Linked DNA regions of Homo sapiens: region 2 is linked to region 1. A link is an interaction called in ENCODE POLR2A ChIA-PET data of the cell type or tissue named here. Cell type or tissue: CD4-positive, alpha-beta T cell. All regions are shown on one strand. Links, peaks and the distances in the headings refer to the core of each region. The heading gives the core; the rest is flanking DNA. Region 1 overlaps SLC37A3 (solute carrier family 37 member 3). Region 2 has its middle 14 kb from the start of TBXAS1.

What was found. ChIA-PET counts read pairs that join two places held together with the same protein. Peaks named below come from ENCODE experiments on the same cell type or tissue, not always from the same donor. Only the 100,000 strongest peaks of a DNase experiment are listed, where the experiment ranks them.
Region 2: POLR2A ChIA-PET joins it to region 1 with 5 read pairs; 3 of 35 experiments call an interaction of 5 or more read pairs at or near these places.

The regions. Positions count from the first base shown.
Region 1 is chr7:140,357,540-140,361,927 of GRCh38, reverse strand. SLC37A3 (solute carrier family 37 member 3) reads left to right here. Exons shown (of 15, transcript NM_207113.3): 6 at 3,143-3,288. Among named protein-coding and RNA genes, the nearest start is that of SLC37A3, 39 kb to the left of the region's middle. RefSeq lists an enhancer at 2,277-2,326. In CD4-positive, alpha-beta T cell, for the core only: no CTCF peak of the experiment used is centred there; DNase peaks (open chromatin) are centred at 2,407 and 3,007; H3K4me3 peaks cover 968 bases; H3K27ac peaks cover 1,096 bases.
Region 2 is chr7:139,813,097-139,817,484 of GRCh38, reverse strand. It overlaps a transcript of TBXAS1 not described here. Among named protein-coding and RNA genes, the nearest start is that of TBXAS1, 14 kb to the left of the region's middle. In CD4-positive, alpha-beta T cell, for the core only: no CTCF peak of the experiment used is centred there; no DNase peak of the experiment used is centred there.

The DNA.
Region 1 (4,388 bases), core at 256-4,255:
AAGGCAGGCAGCTGGGAGGTGGAGGTTGTAGCGAGCCGAGATCACGCCACTGCACTCCAGCCTGGGCACCATTGAGCACTGAGTGAACGAGACTCCGTCTGCAATCCCGGCACCTCGGGAGGCCGAGGCTGGCGGATCACTCGCGGTTAGGAGCTGGAGACCAGCCCGGCCGACACAGCAAAACCCCGTCTCCACCAAAAAAAAAACGAAAACCAGTCAGGCGTGGCGGCGCGCGCCTGCAATCGCAGGCACTCGGCAGGCTGAGGCAGGAGAATCAGGCAGGGAGGTTGCAGTGAGCCGAGATGGCAGCAGTACCGTCCAGCTTTGGCTCGGCATCAGAGGGAGACCGTGGAAGGAGACCGTGGAGAGAGAGGGAGACGGAGAGGGAGAGAGGGAGGGGGAGGGGGAGGGGGAGGGGGAGGGGGAGGGGGAGGGAGAGGCTGTGTGTCCGGAGTTTTGCTCTTGTTGCCCAGGCTGGAGTGGAATGGCACAATCTTGGCTCACCACAACCTCCACCTCCCAGGTTCAAGCGATTCTCATGCCTCAGCCTCCTGAGTAGCTGGGATTACAAGCATGCACCACCACACCTGACTAACTTTTTTATTTTTAGTAAAGACGGGTTTCTCCATGTTGGTCAGGCTGGTCTCGAACTCCCGACCTCAGGTGATCCGCCCACCTCGGCCTCCCAAAGTGCTGGGATTACAGGTGTGAGCCACCGCACCTGGCCCTATCCTGCTCCTTTCTATCTCGGTGCTTTTGTTTCTCCTGTTCTGCCTGCCTTGGATGGTCCCCTTTTCAGCTCTCCATAGTCTAACTCACAGTCTCCTTCAAGCATTGGCCAAATGACACCTCTTTGAGAATGTCAGTCCCGCTTCTGAGCTGCAGTGCCTGTTTCTTTGCAGGCACTTGAAACAGTCTGCCGCTTAGCTTGGTTATTTCTGGTTCAGTCTTGCTTTCCCTTAGGGTGGGTATGCAGTGGTTAAAATCACAGATTCCCTAGACAAGGACAGCCTGGGTTTCTGTCTGTCTTCTGTGGTTTTCTAGCTTATGATTTCTGTGAGCTTCAGAGGGAGATGGGCATATTAGCTCTCCCCGGGTGGCAGTGAGGACTGTGAGTTTCTGTATGTGAGGCATTTGAAACAAGTGCTGTGTAGGGGAGGATCCATATCTGATTAATCTTTTTTTTTTTTTTTTTAAACGGAGTCTTGCTCTGTCACCCAAGCTGGAGTGCAGTGGCATGATCTTGGCTCACTGCAACCTCCACTTCCCAGATTCAAGCCATTCTCCTGTTTTAGCCTCCTGAGTAGCTGGGACTACAGGTGTGCACCACCATTCCCGGCTAATTTTTGTATTTTTAGTAGAGTCAGGGTTTCACCATGTTGGCCAGGCTAGTCTTGAACTCCTGACCTCAGGTGATCTGCCCACCCCAGCCTCCCAAAGTGCTGGGATTACAGGGGTGAGCCACCGTGCCCAGCCTCCATATCTGACTAATCGTCATTGCTTACTAGCTTCTAGTCAGGAATTTTTGTTGATTAAATGAAACCATGGAGTTTAGTTAGACCCTAATTTATTATGATTATTATTTTTTTAGAGATAAGGTCTCGATTTGCTGCCCAGGCTGGAGTGCAGCGGTGTGATCCTGCAGCCTTGAACTCCCAAGCTCGAGCAATCCTCCCATTTTAGCCTCCCGTGTAGCTGGGACTGTAGGTGTGTACCATCATGCTTAGCTAATTTTTAAATTTTTTAGTCATGGGGTCTCACTATATTGCCCAGGTTGTTCCTTGAACTCCTGGCCTTAAGTGATCCTCCCTCCTTTGCCTCCGCAAACACTGGAATTACCGGCACAAGTCCCTGCGTTTGGCCTACTATTGTTTTTCAGTGTTTGTCATTTGAGTGTAAGTAAAACCTTTTTTCCCCTTGACATTTTAGAGATGGAAGCACTTTATTTATTTATGAGTTGCTCACCCACACATAATAAACATATTATTTTAAAACCTGTGTACAGACTTTTTTGTGTTTTATGTATTTTTTAAAAACTGCAGTTTGTACATAAACTTGCCCTTTTTAAGCATATTGTTCAGACTTTTCAACAAATGAGTAGTTTTGTGACCGCCCCTTCTTTCTCCAGCCCCTGGCAACCCCTGATCATTTTTCTGTGTACAGTTTTACTTATTCCAGAATGTCTTGTAACTGGAACTAGACAGTATTATACATACTATTTTTTAATCATGCAGAGTATTCTCAGAATAGAGTTTGACTGTAGATAAAATGTCCACTTGAGCAAAATGCCTGGAAAAAAGCAGCCCCTTGATGAAAGCTGCTAAATGATTCAGCAGATCACAAGTTTGATAGGTTTCGCTTTCGTTGATTAACTCAGGAGCTGTAGCCATAACAGTGGCTGGCATGCGCCCCGTGCCTCTGCCCATAGCAGCACCTGGCACTGCTCCGGGAAAGGTGGCCTCCCTGGGCTCGTTCTGTCCTCACAGCAGCCCTCTGGAGGTTGCTGTTCCCTCCACATGCACAGTCTGAGGGTGAGGAGATGGAAATACATGTAAAATGAGGAATTACTTTTTTTTTTTTTTTTTGAGACAGAGTCTCGCACTCCCGCGCAGGCTGGAGTGCAGTGGCACGATCTTGGCTCACTGCAAGCTCCACCTCCCAGGTTCATGCCATTCTCCTGCCTCAGCCTCCTGAGTAGCTGGGACTACAGGCACCTGCCACCACGCCTAGCTAATTTTTTATAATTTCATTAGAGACGGGGTTTCACCGTGTTAGCCAGGATGGTCTCGATTTCCTGACCTTGTGATCTGCCCTCCTCGGCCTCCCAAAGTGCTGAGATTACAGGCGTGAGCCCGGCCTGGAATTCACTTTTTAGCCTTGAAGATGTCAGTTGGAGGGCTGATAGCTTAATGACTTTATGTCTTTGGCATCTCCTCCTCTCTGGTGGGCAGTGATTGGGTGGCTGCCTCCTCACTGTGGCTCTGAGCAGGACCTTTGTGATGCTGGCCACGTGACTTACAGGCACTGGCTGTGTGAGTGTATCCTTCACGTGGTCTCTACTCTGAAGCAAGTGGGTAGAGTGGCGTCCACTGAAAGTGTCAGTGTGGCTGTTACATATTCCTTTTGTTTCCTCCTCTTCAAGGTGTTTGTCTTTGGTGCGCTCACAGAATGGCTGCGTTTCTACAACAAATGGCTGTACTGCTGCCTGTGGATTGTGAACGGCCTGCTGCAGTCCACTGGTTGGCCCTGTGTGGTTGCTGTTATGGGCAACTGGTTTGGGAAAGCCGGGTATGCCACTTCCTTCCTCTCTAATTTCTCTGTTTAAGTGGTTTCCATGGTGGATTTTTCAGACTTGTCAAAGTCAGTTACTTTGCTGCCTTAGATACCACCCACATCTTTCGTTAGCAAGTCAGAGTTGTTCAGGGAGAGAGGGTTTCACGTCAGTGTGCGTTGGAAATGGTGTGGACCTTAGAAGTCATCCAGCCTAGGAGACACACTCCTACCACTCTTTGGGCTGTGGGCAGATTCTGAGTGTGGGCCAAGGCAGGAGGTCTCAATTTTTTATTTTACTCATCGTTTCTTTATAGAACATAAAAATCTCATTTACTATCCATCATGTATCTTCCTTTGGGTTTTGCCTTCCCTGCCCTTTTTTGAGAGTGATCTTATTTAACCTTTTTACATTAAAGATAAGGAAATTAAGGTCAAAGGTTATTCATGTTGACCTGCCCAAGGTCATGTAACAAGGGCTCTAATTAGACTCAGATGAAGAACGCCAGACTTTGGGGCTTGATCAAATGGGGTATTTTTTCCCTCTAAACCTTCAAGGAGCTTTTTTTTCTTTTTTGTTTTTGAGACAGAGTCTTGCTCTGTCACCAGGCTGGAGTGCAGTGGGGTGATCTCGGCTCACTGCAACCTTCGCCTCCGGGGTTCAAGTGATTCTCCTGCCTCAGCCTCCCAAGTAGCTGGGATTACAGGTGTGTACCACCATGTCCAGCTAATTTTTTTTTTTTTTTTGAGATGGAGTTTTGCTCTTGTTGCCCATTGCAATGGCGCGATCTCGGCTCACTGCAACCTCCGCCTCCCAGGTTCAAGCGATTCTCCTGCTGTAGCCTCCTGAGTAGCTGGGATTACAGGCATGTGCCCCCACACCTGGCTAGTTTTGCATTTTTAGTACAGATGGGGTTTCTCCATGTTGGTCAGGCTGGTCTCGATCTCCTGACCTCAGGTGATTTCGCCCGCCTCAGCCTTCCAAAGTGCTGGGATTACAGGCATGAGCCACCGCACCCAGCCATAATTTTATATATAAATGGAATCATACAGTATGTACTCTTTTTTTGAGTCATCTTTTTTTTTTTTTTTTCCTGTAGAGAAAGGGTCTGTGTTGC
Region 2 (4,388 bases), core at 325-4,324, 540 kb after region 1:
AGCACAAGATTCATGAAGCAGGATGGTGAGAGATAAGGTTGAAGTGGTAGGGAGGGGCCGGCAGGGGGGTCTCTGGATACCAGGCTGAGGATCATGGACTTTGCCCACAGGACAGGCCACAGGACTTGCTGGCGGCGTCTTGTGGAGCAGGCACGTGTGCATGCATGTACAGGTGGGCAGCGTGCATGTGTCAAGCTCACATGGGAAGCAGGGTGGAAGAGGAAGGGATGGGCGCCAAGTGCTGTCGAGAAAGACAGCTGATGGGGGGCTGGGACGGGGGGAGACAGCAGCAAGGGAGACCCACTGGGAGATCCCTACCAGAATCTAGGAAGTAGGGCTGAAGCATGAGACTAGTGAGAAAATGGACAGTGATCGGTGGAGGAGGATTCAGATATTTCTTAATGAAACAGCTGGGGGCTTGGCAACTGATTGGGAAGGACAAGGAGAGGAGGGAGTCCAGGAAGCCCAATCATTGAACTAAACCCTGACTCTGCAAATCAGACCTTCCCCAGGACACTTGACTTCTACTTGCTGGAAAATTCTCTTGTCTACGCAGCTCACAGGTGACTAGGGCTGTGGAGTTGCCCTCCCCACCTGCTCTACGCAGCCCTACGAGGAAGCCTCCAGGGTTCCAAGCCTGGATGGGGGAGTCAGAGACAGGATTTCTTGGAGAACTAAGGAAGGCAGGGAGCAGGGGCAGGGATGGGAGCATCCTGAGATTCAAACATCTCTATTGCAGTAGTTCAACTTCAGCAAATATCGGAATCACCTGCAGAACTCGTTAAATACAACACAGTTTGATGGGCACCATTGCCAGAGTTTCTGATTCAGTAATTCTGGGTTGGGGCCCTAGAATTTGCATTTCTTCCAATTTCCCAGGTGATGCTGATGCTGCTGGTCTGGGACCACTCTTTGAGAACAGTGTGCTTCTCAACCCTACCTGTGCATTAGAAGCACCAGGGAGATCCTTTAAAATTCTAAAGCCCACACCCTACCCAGACCAACTGAATAAGAATCTACACATTAGATTCAAAGATGGCACCTCTGGGGGACACCTGAGGTCTGAAGAAGCTGCTGTATTTGGGCAGCAGCATGTCAGCAACTCTTTCGATTCTGTATGAATTTCTTCCTATTCTGTCTCAAGCACGCTCCTCTGTCCCCCAGGAGAGACCCTGACTTCCCATCTGTATTAGCCGATTTTCACACGGCTCTAGAGATACTACTTGAGACTGGGTAATTTATAAACAAAGGCAATTCAATTAATTCACAGTTCTGCATGGCTGGGGTAGCCTCAGGAAACTTACAATCATGGCAGAAGGGAAAACAGGCGCCTTCTTCACAAGGCGGCAGGAGAGAGAAAAAGAGCATGTAAAGTGGGAAGAGCCCCTTATAAAACCATCAGATCTCATGAGAACTCACTCACTATCATGACAGCAACATGGGAGAAACTGCTCCCACGATGCAATCACCTCCCACCAGATCCCTCCCTTGACAAGTGGGGATTACAATTCGAGATGAGATTTGGGTGGGGACACAGAGCCAAACCATATCACCATCTTTCCTTGACAGGTGTACCAAATTGGCCAGAATTGTCCAACCCTCTCTGAGGATTGATGTGAACTGTTTCCAACTTGGTTCTTTCACAATAATTAGCCATCACTTTACTGCTTTCCTGGTCACTGGCTGCCTGGGGGTTTCCTCTTCCCCTCTCCTCCTCCTCTGAAGTGACCTCCTCCTACGGAAGCCCTGGTCTCATACTTGCACTTCACCACCACCCAACTATTTGGAGTCAATGTCTGCCTTATCTCCCAATAGGATTCTTCAAGTTTCTGCAGGAACTGAGAAGTGTTCCTTTCTCTCAATATGGCAGTGGAAGATGAGGTAACATAAGGTGTGTGTGGGATGGAAGTAAATATGGCTCTGAAACCTCACATAATTACATCATAGAGAGGTATTGCCAAGGTAAACTAATAAGAAAACAGTTGGGTGGTGTTTACCAACAAAATCAGTTTGGGCTGTGTTATTCACTGCCTTTGCTTTGATGAAAGAGCTGCGGATTAGAATCATACATTTCAAAAGAGGGAACCTCTTCATGGAATTGACCAAATTATTCTTCCTACTTGGTCAGGCTGCCTAGAAACTTGGAAAATTGCTAAGATAAGTTCTAGGAGCTCCATGGAGGCTCCTCTGCCCACTGGCTGCTTTGCAGAGCACCCTGTTTGTCTGTCTGTCTGTCTCGCTCTCTCTCTTTCCATCTGTCCTGATGCCTGTGCTTCTCCTAAGGCCATGGAACAGCAAGGCCAGAGTTTTAGTCTCAAACTCACAGTCCTAATGTTGGTTTTAAATTTACATTCTCTTACATCAAAATCCTTGGGTAGCAAAATTGAGATTCGAATCCTGTTTCTTATCAGTATCATGTAGACAGTTTGGATTTGAGACAGTATTTCAGCTCACAGCTGGGGTTGGAGGAGCCAGCATGCCACCACCCCTTTAGGAAACACTTGTAGAACACCCTTAAGGTGAAAGGCACAGAGACAGGTGCTAGGGGAGGATGATGGACAAGACCAGTGCCCTGTGCTCAGGGAGCTCACCACCTAGGGACCAGGACACCAGACCCAAGTTGAGACCAAGGATGCAGAAGCTGTTGAGGACTCCAGGTCAGTGCCAAGAACTACAATCTTTGGAAAAGTTTGATCACCACACAGAGACTCTGGGCACCTAGTCCAGTCTTCTACCTTCATAGCACCCCTGGCACCTAGGTACCTGGTCTCTGCTTGAAATCCTCCAATTCTGGGGAGCTCACTTTCTCATTAGACATGCTTTGTCTTGTTGCTCAGCTCTAGAATCTGTGTCATATTTCCCCAAGGCCCTAATTCAGTGAGGCCTTGGAACTCTCTCATTGGAACTCCAGAGAACTATATTTTCCCACCTTGTATGAGGCCTTCCACATCTGTTCTTTCCTCCAATGGCAACAACCACCTTGTGATTCCAGCAAAGTCATGTTGAGTGTCCACTTGACCAACTGGATACAATCAAGCTTGGTCAGTTCAGTGAACTTAGGCCAAGATAAGGCTACTTAACTCCTTACCTGACACTGTTTTCATCCCAAAGCTCTGCCATCTTGGGGAGGGCATCCCAGAGTCCAGCTTTTTGAATCTGAAATGTATCATGCCAGCTAATTTTCCCAGAAAAACTGAGTGAGAGGGTGAGGGTTGGAACCATGTACTCCACACTTTAAACCTTCGTGGAAAACAAACCAATTGTCTGAGCCATAGGCTGAGTTGATCAGGAAGTGAGCTGAGGGTCGATAGAGACTGTTCCTCCCAACACTACATAGCAATGTGGCTCAAACGCTACTTCTTTCTACTTAGATGATTTTTCTGTAATGAAGAGATGGTACCATCTGGACAGTGGGGTGCTTCATTTAGGAGAGGCAGAAGCAAAGGCCGTGCTGGGGGAAGGCAGCATCAATGCCACACAAACGGTCCAAAAGAAAGCCAATCCAAAAGGGCCAGAAAAATGAAAACCACATCCACATAACATGCAAGCAACAGAGACTTCTGATTTTGTAGAGTGGAGAGGAAGTGGCACCTGAGGGCTCCCACTGTGCCTTCTTCACCTCATTCATCCTGGCTGTTTTGGGTACCAGGTCTCAAATGTGCTAACTGATTCACACCTCATTTTGGCAGAAAAAGATACATACACATTGTATGCCTGTCATCCCTGAACCTAGTATTTCTTAATGCTTAACATAGTTACAAAGAAGATCTGGAAAACTAACAGCCCTGTGTTCTAGAGTTGCTGAGTTCTAGAGCCACAGGTAAGGTGGATTTGATGATGATTACAGAAAAACAGTTACATGTGATTCAGGGACCCAACCAAAGGTCCGAGAACAGGTGACCACAGCCTATAACTCTATGATGGATGTTATCATTCAAAAGAAGCAGGATATAACATAACCAAACCTTTGGACAAACCTATGGAAACCTGGACCTATTCTTCCATGTGAAACATTTGTCAGGAAGTCGTCCTCAGTCAAGCGGACAACAGATTTTCTTCAGCCCCTTGACCAGAAGGGTGTTTCCTCAGCCAGGCAGCAGCCCATCTTTTGTGGCTGTGCAGAGCGAGTTACACTAAAGGAAGTGATCAGAGGTCTGCAGTAGTCAGTGGAGGTTACTCACATCCTGAAGGGACATCAGTGACCCAGTACTGGAAGGTCTCTGAAAGGCCGAATACGAAAGGTCCAGGGCTTCCCCAAAATGTTCTTCTCCACTCTTATCCTCAAACAGGAATGAGCGCCTCCTCAGAGGATGAACTGAGTGACCCACCAGGTTCTTCTCAAGCATTCAAAGCACTATTTTATTTTATTTTATTTTATTTTATTTTAT